Linked DNA regions of Homo sapiens: region 2 is linked to region 1. The links are chromatin contacts, found by Hi-C or POLR2A ChIA-PET in ENCODE. All regions are on one chromosome and are shown on one strand. The core of a region is the stretch at or near the end of the contact, and the rest is flanking DNA. Distances in the headings are between cores, read along the strand shown.

Region 1 (5,424 bases), core at 1,977-4,476:
AGCTGTCTGATTCTGAAGCGAGGTGACAGAAACCCGTATTTATTTTTATGTATTTATTTACTTACTTACTTTTTGGACACAGGCTCGCTCTCTCTGTCGCCCAGGCTAGAATGCAGTAGGGCAATCATGGCTCACTGCAGCCTCCATCTCCTGGGCTCAAGCGAACCAGATCCTCCCACCTCAGCCTCTAGAAAAGCTGGGAATATAGGCACGAGTCACTAAGCCCAGAATATTAAAAAAAATTTTTTTTTAGAGACCAGGTTTCCCTGTGTTGCCCAAGCTGGTCTCAAATTCCTGGGCCCAAGCTATTCCTACTTCAGCCTCCCAAAGTGTTGGGATTACAAGTTTGATCCACCATGCCCAAAACCTATATTTTTAACAAGTGCCTCCATTAATGCTGATGTAAGTGATCTGAGGCCCACACTTTAAGAAACCCAACCAGTTAAGTGGAGCCATTCAGGAGGAAGTGATCATTCAGAAGGGAACAGCTCTATGGCAGAAGAATTTGAGGTGCATAATATAATCCCAACTCTCGTGTCATCAATTCTCTACAACTCACAAATGTTAGCAAATTAAAAAGATAATTTAGAGTAGAGGAATTTGGACGAAGCATGGTGGCTCATTCCTCTAATCCTAGCTCTTTGGGAGGCTGCCTAGGTGGGAGAATCGTTTAAGGTAGGCGTTTTAGACCAGCCTGAGCAACACAGAGAGACCCTGTCTCTAGAAAAAATTTTAAAATTAGCTGGGCATGGTGGCGTGCATCTGTGATCCCAGATACTCTGGAAGCTGGGGTGGGAAGATCACTGGAGCCCAGGAGGTCGAGGCTGCAGTATGCCAAGATTGCGCCACTGCACTCCAGCCTGTGACATAGCCAGACCCTGCCTCAAGAAAAAAAAAAAGGAAAGGAATTTACCAGCAGCTCCTCCTTAATCTCTTACAGGAGGCTTGATAGTTTGTCCCAGTCTAGGCACTTGGGGAAAAGATAAACTTGAGCAGAGGTTCTACTACCAATATTGAAGATAAGCTTTAGGGAAAAGAAAATTGCTAGTCGACTGCCAAAAAAAAAAAAAAATGCTAACAGCGACAAACATTTCACAGAACTAACTTGCTACCACTCATTTTATGCCCTATTTCACAATGCTTAGTATCTGTGCAATCCGCAGGGTTCCAAAGTACATTAAAAATTTGTTCATTTCCTCTCTTACTCAGGCAGAATAATAAAAGAGTTTTGTGACGGTACCATGCGCCGTAGCAATTTCAACAGAAGCATTCCTAGATAAAGAAATACCATTTTTTTAAAAAAAGATCATACTATCAGAAATGATCTCCACTGGACTACTTAAAGGTGTCTGAAATAATTTTAACACCATCATCAAATTAGTGTCCCTCACTTCTTAATTTATATGACTTAAAAGTCCCTGGATTCTTTACAAACCCATCTGCACTAAGGATTTTTCTTTCATATGTATGTATTTTTCAATGTTTTTACTTACAAGGAAACTCCCATCAAAATAACGTTTCAAGCACACCAGTAAAAGAAATTTTAAACAGAAACATATTTTGTTCTCAGAGATAAACTAAGAAATAATAACTATGAAGGATGTTTAAGCTTCTGCACTCTCAACCTTAAAGTCATCTAAAAATAAAGGTATCCCAACAAATACATTCCTCCTATTCATATTTTGGGGGTTTAGAGTGGCACCATGCAAACCAGCTGGCCTGCTGGGTCCTGGCCCCAGTTCCTGCCCTCACATCCTGTCCACTACATAATCCATGAGATCTCTGTGCCTTTCTTTTCATCCGTTCCACGGGATTAGCAAAACTGCCTCCCCGCTGACAGAACTGAGAATTTCTAGAGGCATTTGTTTGTATGGGATTTGCTGTTATTATCTACCCTCTTCATTGGCCTTGCCTTTATTATCTGTACGTTTTGATCAAGAGGAGCAGCAAGAGAAGAATGCCAACAGACAAGCACAAAGAAACGCATCTGGCCGGAGCCTGCATGTATCTAAATTTCCAGGTTGCTGCTGCCCTCAGAATAGCACTGATGATGGCAAAGTTCTAGAGGAAACTTTCATATTGAAGAGGCTATAAAAATCTCTATAGCCTCCAACTCCACAGAGAAGCCGCTAATCTATTTCTTCCAAAGCAAAGCCTTCTTGAGTCTGAATCACAACAAAAGATTGCCCATAGGAAATGTAATCTCCGAAGTTGTTTTCTAATCCCAAGGCAAGCAGAAGCGCAGGAAGGTGCGGCCGATTCCTCGCCGGTTTCCTTTTTTTGGGAATTCGGATTGCATTCGTGCAAGCAAGGGACTGCAATTGTGTCTTGGGTCCACACCACAAAACCGTGTCGGTGCGTAAGAAGGGAAGGGACGCGGCGGACCCGGGGACGCGCTCACAGGGCGCGGAAGACGCTCCCCTTTAAATGCCTTCAGGGGCGGCCCCGCGGCGCGCCCTGGGGCCGAACGGCATTGCCTGCCCTTCACTGACCCAGGATTCTGCAGGCTTGCGAGCGAGGGGCCGAGGAAGGAGCCGGGGCTCCAGGCAGAGGCGGCGCCGCTCCCGCCAACGCGGGTCCCCGGGAGGCCGGCGGGAGGCGAGGCCGGGCCGCCCCTCGCCGGCGGCCGAGGGCAGCGAGGTCAGCCCGGGAAGGAGCGGCCGCCCGGGGTCCCCGCGAGAGGAGGGAGCCCGCTCGGCGGCGGGGCCGCGGCGCCCATTCATCCCCACGCCCGTCCCGCGGCCGCCACCCCACGGCCCACCGCGGCCCCCGGCCTCCCAGTGCGGGTCCGCCCGCCACTCCGCCGCCACCCCCGAGGACGGGAAGGACAAGGCAGAGGGGCAGCCGCTGCCGTCTCTCGGGCGCGCGGCGAGGGGCTAAGGGCGGCCGGGGAGACAAGCGCCGGGCGCGGGACGGATGCCCCGGGCAGCCATCGCGCAGACCCCCGCGCCGACCCCCGCCCCCGCTGCAGCCGCCCGTGGTCCAGGCCGCCGCCTTGCAGCCCTCTCCTCACCTCATCTCCGGGCGGGTCCGCGCTGCCGCCCCAGGGACAAATCAGTGCCGCTCACGCGCCGCTGGGAGGGACGCAGGAGCCGCAGCCCCGCACACCATCCCCGCCCGCCTCTCTGTCCGTCCCGGAGCCCGCTCGGGATTCTTCCTCGCGAGCCGCCGTACTACGGAGCAACCAAGCTACGCTCCCTCCCCTGGCGCCTCCACTCTTCTCTACCTCCTTCGCTCCCTCCCTCGCTCCCTCGCTCCCGCCTATCTCCTCATCTCCCTCCGCTGCCTCCCCCGCCCCCCATCCACCATCCATCTCCGCCCATAAGTGGGTGGGGAAACCGCCAGCCAATTGGAAGAAGGGGCCCGCACCTTCTCACCACCCCCTACCACTGGCCCCGCCCACCGTGCGAACCCAAAGAGGGTGAGCCAAAGAAATGTAAGACAACAGAGTGACAAGCCGAATGAGCCAATCAGCAGGGGCTGTGTGGGGGCAGGATTAGCACTCTCCCCCTCCTCCCCATGTAGGCGTAACAGGAGATTTATGGTCTGAGGTTGCCTATCGTGGTTTATGGAGATTTTGTTGCACGATTTCGGTGCATCTGCTCGTTGCCGTGAGAGACACTAGATAGGATGCACTTAATTGACTTAATTATTGGAGGTTTTCAAGGAGAGAATAATGTGGAAAGGAAAAAGGCGAAGCACAACCCAAAGGGGTTGGCCGGGCCTATGGTTGGAATGAGGAAGGGTGTGGTCTTCGGCTAAAATTTGCATAAAACGGAACCCATCCGGGCGATTCCAACTTCGCCCATTTATTGGTAGTCCTTGGGGCGGGGCCTCGCCTCTTTCTCCGCCCCCGAGCGGAACATGACGGGAGATGTAGTTCCGAGACCGGTTGCCATGGCGTTCTGGACAGCCTCGCGAGTCCGACCCCGCCCTTCAGGAGTGACGAGCGGCCTGACCAATGGGAGCAGGGGGCGGGCTCTCTGACGAAGGACTGGAAGGTGGCGGTGGTGAAGGTGCAGGCCGTTGGGGCGGCTCAGAGGCAGGTGAGCCCCGGGAAACGCGTCCTGTGTCTTGGGAAACGGGCCTTTAAGCGAAAGGTGGAGAGATGCCCCACAGAACCGTGCAGCCCTGGGGAGGATGGTGGTTCGCGTCGAACCCTAACCTGGGACTTGTTCGGGCCCAGGCCTAGCTTAGCTGAGGCCGCTGAGGGGTGGGTAAGACTAGATTTGAGGGACAGTTTCCTGGACCTTGACGGGTTTTGATTGTAGGTCTTATCTCAGTTTGCATCTCCCTCTACTTTTATGGAGGCAGAGGTCTGGGAGTGCCCTTCCACTTAATCTCCCAGGTTGGGTTTTTCTCCTCTGCTTCTTGTTCCTAGAATTTGAGTGTCTTTTTCTTTCTCTGTTACTTCTTCTCAGCCACTTCTTTCTTCCTCATCACTTTGCTGTTTTCGGAAAGCAGTTAGTAGTTATTCGCTGTATGTGGCTTTTGAGCCAGATCGGCCCTCTTCATTATGCTAAACGGCGGAATCATCTGGAGCGAGATGTAAGCATCGCCTTGGGATAGGTCTGGGTCGGGGCCGAACATCTGCGTTTCTAAGAAGCTCCCAGGTGCTGCTGTCCACGTTATGAGTAGAAAGGTTTTACCTGAACTCTGTCCAGTACAAATATAATGCGAGTCCCTTATGTCATTTTAATTTTGGGGTAGCTACATTTAAAAAGTGAAAAGAAACACGTGAAATTAATTTTAATTATATGTTTCATTTAGCCTAGTATATCTGAGACATTATCATTTCAACGCTTAAACAAATATTTAAAAATTGAGATTTTACGTTCTTTTCTTCGTATTAAATCTTCAAAATTAAATTAAAAAATTAATTCTTCAAAATTAAATCTTCAAAATCTGATGTGTATTTTCCACTTAACAGCGCATCTCAATTCCGACTAGACACAGTTGGAGTGCTCAATAGCCACCTGTGCTAGTGGCTGCTACAGTAGCCTACTGCAGAAATTAAAAGGTGGGAAAAATAAGGTTGCATTGACCAAACCCTTTGCAACTCTATGAGATGGGATTCAGAACTACTTTAGAGATTCTCTGTAATTGAGATGTGCCCAATTTACAGAAATAATAGTCAAAATAGCCAACATTTCTGAAAGTATGATGTTGCGCTGAGTGCTTTGCAGGTATTATTTAATCCTTATGGCAACCCTCTGAGATAACTGCTATTATTATCTAAGATATGGGATCTCAGGCCCAGAAAGGTTAAAATTAAGTAGCCCAAAGTCATACCGCTAATAAGTAGGAAAGCCCCGATTCAAACTCGGGTCAGTTATGACTTCTAAATCAGATCCCGCAGCCATTGCAGTGTATAATTACTACCTTTTATCACTAATTTCCCTTATCGATGCCTCTGTTCCAGCT
Region 2 (4,770 bases), core at 2,015-4,514, 5.7 Mb before region 1:
GTGATCATGGGTCACTGCAGCGTCAATCCCCCCCGGCTCTAGCCATTCTCATGCCTCAGCCTCTTAAGTAGCTGGGGCTACAGGTACACACCTACCACCCCTGGCTATTTTTTATTTCTTGTAGAGATGGGGTCTTACTATGTTACTCAGGCTGGTCTCGAACTCCTGGGCTCAAGCAGTCCTCTGGCCTTGGCCTCCCAAAGCGCTGGGATTACAGGTGTGAGCCACTGTGTCTGGGCTCGTGTCATCATTTCTGATCTCTTGTAATGGTTATCATGGTGCCAGTATCAGAACGATAATTTTGGACAATGACCAGAGCTTGGGATATAAATTCTTGTAATATCTTTAGGGGGTTTTTAATCTTACGCCCTTGTTACAAAATGAAATGCACAACTCCTTGGTCAATCATTGAAAGTTTAAATTCTCCCCTCTTGATGTCTTTGTCATTTGGTAACACTGGTAATCTTGCAGCATCAGATCACTGTCCCACAGTCATCTATGCACTGTAACTTCAAATAATCAAGTTGTTGCAAGCAGTTACTCATCTTAACAATCTAGCTACCAGCCTGTATGCCCTACCTTATTTGTTGGCACAACCTTGGAAAGCCCCAAACGAGATTTTTGTGGTTTTTATTTCACCCCAACTTCATCTTGCAGATTTACTGTCCTACATACTTCTGATCTTGTCTCTTCTCTATCCTTATGACCAACGCCCTCATGCATCATTTCTTTTCTATTTCAGGGGTATGTTAAGTGCCTCTTGGTCTTAACTTTCTCAAATCCATCCTAAAATAGAAAATGATTCCTTCCTGGCTTAGAATCTTTCAATTGCTCCCAATTTCAACTTCTGACATCATGGTCCCATCCTCTCCAAAGTCACCCCAAGTAGTCATACTAAACTTCTGGTTCCTTAAACTAGAAATCATATTCATGTCTTGGCCCTCTGTTGTTTGTATGTGCGAAATCCCTTTCCACACATTGTAGCCTGGATAACCCAAACTTCCCTAACATTTCCCCCACGCACAGGCAAGCTGATCTTCTGATATATCTCTGCCCTAAATCGTGTCATTATTTGCTTACATCTGTTTCCCCTAAGAGACGCTGAAGTCTTTGATGGCAAAGCTGTGGCTCATTCCTTTTTTTTTTTTAATCTCCATCACTTGTTAGTGCTTGCTGAATTAACAGATGTAAGGAGTTAACTTACTGTTGCACTAGCTCAAACATATTTAGATTGTTACCTCACAAATAGCTTTTTTTTTTTGGAGACGGAGTCTCGCCTTGTCGCCCAGGCTGGAGTGCAGTGGCGCGATCTCGGTTCACTGCAGCCTCCGCCTCCGGGGTTCAAGCGATTCTCCTGCCTCAGCCTCTCAAGTAGCTGGGACTAGAGGCGCGCACTGCCACACCTGGCTAATTTTTTTATTTTTAGTAGAGACGGGGGTTTCACTATGTTGGCCAGGATGGTCTTGATTTCCTGACCTCGTGATCCGCCTGCCTCGGCCTCCCAAAGTGCTTGGGACTACAGGCGTGAGCCACCATACCCGACAGCCTCACAGATATCTATGTCCATTTATAAATATATATAAAAGCTTTTGGCCAGGCGCAGTGGCTCATGCATGTAATCCCCAGCACTTCGGGAGGCCAAGGCGGGTGGATCACCTGAGGCCAGGAGTTCGAGACCAGCCTGGCCAACATGGTGAAACCCGTCCCTACTAAAAATATAAAAATATAAAAATTAGCCGGACGTGGTGGCGCTTGCCTGCAATTCCAGCTACTCGGGAGGCTGAGGCACAAGAATCGCTGGAACCCGGGAGGCAGAGGTTGCAGTGAGGTGAGATCGCGCCACTGCACTCCAGCCTGAGAGCAAGACCCTGTCTCAAAATAAATAAAAGCTTTTGCTATTTGGTGTAAATAAAAGCCAACTTGTACACGGTGCTTACTGTATACCAGGAACACAAATTCATTAAATCCTCACAACTTTGAGACAGGCACAAATATTATCTGTTTACTAGTGAGGAATTACCTACGGTTTACTAGTAAGGAACACTGAGACCCACAGGTTGTGACTTGCTCAAGGTCAAGCTGGTGGAGCCAAGACAAGGTGCAGGCAGTGAGTCCTGCCCTAGAGTCTGACCCGAACCACATTTAACGTCTATGTGGTGTGTAGGTTATTGCCATGAGTAAGAATCAGAATTGTTAACGCGCATTCCAGGAAGGCAGGGACACCACTGAGTGTTACTGCTGTACTTTAGGGGCCAGAGCAGGGCAGGCTGGATGCGCGGAGGAAACTCATAGTTAGGTCAGAAGCCTGGCAAGACAAGGGAATTTTCTGGTCGTCGTCCACCTCTCCAACCTCACATCCTACTAGTCTTCCAAGAGGATTCTAACTGCACATGACTCCCTAGTTTCCGGCTTCTCTTCCTAAGGAGGGTCTGCGGCCCGTCTGCACCACCCTCTCCCCACAGTCCCGTTTTCCTGTCCATGCTTGGATGGATCCAGCCGAGCCGTCAGCCGCAGCTGCGCGCTGCTCCCCCGACTCGCACCCCCTCGGCGAAGCGCTGCATTTTATGTAATTTTCTGCCGGGCTGCTGGCTTGTGGGGGATGTGGCTGGGTCTCGGCAGCCTTCAGCGCCGCAGACGCTCCGGCAACGCCAGCATACGAGGCCCCCGCCCCAGGAGCGCGGGTCCGGGCGGCGTTCCCCTCTGCGGGAGGCGCGGCGAGCCAATCCTCACTTTAAAAGCTTTCCTGTCCTCGAAGCGAGGGGTCTTCCGTGCGGGGCAAGACGCACTGGCCCCAGACGACCGGTCCGTGAAATGACCCTTCCGAGCGACCCGGAGCGGGCGACCTTGCCCAACCCGCGACTCGGGGCCCCTGCGGTCCCGCGTAGAGGACCCAGGTCCCACGGGGGGCGGCGGTGAATCGCCCCCTCTTGTGGCCGCGCTTCCGCCCCCGGCACCCGCCCGCTGCTGGGCCACCCGGCGTCGCGCTGCCGCCTCACAAAGCCCGGGCAGCCGCCTCATTGCGCGCAGGGATTCGGACCACGCGCCCTCCCCTCCCCCACTCGCTGCTGCGGCGCCCAGGTCTTTGCCTCCGCGTCACTTTCTCCTCATCGAGTCCCCGGAGGCAGAGAGCTGAGCGAGGTTCGCCTCCCCGGGCGGGACACGAGCTCCGGTCCTCTCTTGGCGCAAACCCCCGCCCCCCGCGGAGGGACTACTTTTCGTCTCCCGCGGAGGAACTACTTCCTCCCCCGCGGAGGCGTCGGTCCAGGCGGCGCGCACGGTATGGCGGCGGCGGCGGCGGCGGCGGCGCGCGCCTGAGAAGAGGGGACGCCAGCCCGGTCAGGCCTCGGCGCGGCCTACACGCTCCGCTCGCTCGCTCGCTCCCGCCTCCCGCCCCGCGCCCGGCCATGGCGGAGCCGTCGTCCGCCCGACGCCCGGTGCCTCTCATCGAGTCGGGTAAGACGCGAGGCCGTGCCACCCCCGCCCTGGCGCTCCCGGCTGCTTCGGCTTCCCCGGCTCCCCGGGCTCCCCCGGCTCCCCTGGCCCCGTCCCCCTCCCCTCCCCGCCGGGGCTTGACCTGACTCCTTGTCTTCCCGCAGAGCTGTACTTCCTTATCGCCCGGTACCTATCGGCGGGCCCGTGTCGGAGAGCGGCCCAGGTGAGTGCGGGCCCGCGGGCGGCTGCGGACTTGGCGTCCCCAGTGTCCCCGCCGCCGGGGGTCGCGGGTGGTGGGCGGGGGTGAAACGGGAGCGCCCCGGGCCCGACCCCACCCCTGACCGCGCGTCTCTCGGCCGCAGGTGCTGGTGCAGGAGCTGGAGCAGTACCAGGTCTGTGCGCGCCCGTCCCCGCGCTCCCTCGGGTTCCTCCTGCCGACCTTGCCCTGAGGGATGCTCGCCCGCGCCCCCCGCCCGCCGCCCGCCGCCCGCCCCCGGCCCCCCGCCCCCCGCCCCCCCCGCGCCGGAGGGGTGGTCACTCGTGTGCGTTTCGTGTCTTTCCAGTTGTTGCCGAAGAGATTGGACTGGGAGGGCAACGAGCACAACAGGAGCTACGAGGAGTTGGTGAGCATTGGGCACGTTTGCTCCCCGGGTTTTCCGTGCACCGCCCCCCGCCCCCGCCCCTTCCCCTCGCGGGGACCCCGGCCCGTGGGGTGCAAAGTGTGACCCGCACTGGGGGGCGGCCCGGGGATAGCTGCGTTCCCGGCTGAAGATTTTGTTTTGTTTTTGAGGCGGCCAGGTTTGTTTTGGCAGGAAACAGTCATTGGGGGCGGCGCGGGGCGGAGCGGTGGGGGCGACTCGCGGAGGTCCTGCGGCAGGGGTGGGGCTCCAGGTGCGGCCGCCTCTGCGGGGGTGTGGCGTGCGCAGCCAGCCATTCAACTGGGCGGTTTCATTCGCTTCCCCGCTCCACCGCGCTTGTAACTCGCGCTCTGATTGGCCTCGCTGCTCTTGCCCCGCCCGGGTCTGTCCCCCCACTTGTTCCCTAGGAATAGAATCATTGGTCTCTGAAGGTGGAGAAATGTTCTTGTGTTGAGCTTTTTATTTTTTGTTTTGTCAGCAGCGTCATAAAAATCTTGCAGCTGTATGAATATGCCACTGTAGTGCTTGTGCTCCTTTCTACTGTACAATATTTGTTGAACGCAGTAGTTGATTGATGAGTTTCACACTGATCTTGTAGATAACACAATAAAGTGCTTTAAATAGGCACTTTTCTTTTGAGCTCGGTTAATCTTGCATTACAGTCTCATTTCTTTTGTGAACTTGGTTAATGTTTCTATAT

Evidence for each region. A loop is a pair of places that touch in the nucleus more often than their neighbours do. ChIA-PET counts read pairs that join two places held with the same protein, here RNA polymerase II (POLR2A). Pooled maps may share reads with other maps.
Region 2: a pooled map shows a loop between it and region 1 (15-fold over the local background). The contact joins the promoter of BRWD1 here to the promoter of ITSN1 in region 1. A Hi-C loop is called at or near these places in 1 of 37 single-sample maps with no recorded cell type and 7 of 50 pooled maps. POLR2A ChIA-PET finds 5 or more read pairs at or near these places in 1 of 52 experiments (naive thymus-derived CD4-positive, alpha-beta T cell).

Annotation. Positions count from the first base shown.
Region 1 is chr21:33,640,303-33,645,726 of GRCh38, reverse strand. It overlaps ITSN1 (intersectin 1), which reads right to left and starts at 3,226. Exons shown (of 40, transcript NM_003024.3): 1 at 3,014-3,226. CRYZL1 (crystallin zeta like 1) reads left to right here and starts at 3,986. Exons shown (of 13, transcript NM_145858.3): 1 at 3,986-4,046. RefSeq lists silencers at 2,468-2,597, 2,918-3,017, 3,028-3,367 and an enhancer at 3,838-4,247.
Region 2 is chr21:39,312,126-39,316,895 of GRCh38, reverse strand. It overlaps BRWD1 (bromodomain and WD repeat domain containing 1), which reads left to right and starts at 3,264. Exons shown (of 41, transcript NM_033656.4): 1 at 3,264-3,453; 2 at 3,597-3,655; 3 at 3,795-3,824; 4 at 3,996-4,055. The coding sequence starts at 3,405. BRWD1-AS2 (BRWD1 antisense RNA 2) reads right to left here and starts at 2,989. Exons shown (of 1, transcript NR_111942.1): 1 at 1,981-2,989. BRWD1-AS1 (BRWD1 antisense RNA 1) reads right to left here and starts at 1,189. Exons shown (of 3, transcript NR_046655.1): 1 at 1,081-1,189. RefSeq lists enhancers at 1,081-1,775, 1,776-2,471 and silencers at 2,781-2,950, 3,201-3,310, 3,381-3,440, 3,551-3,800, 3,991-4,070 and 1 more.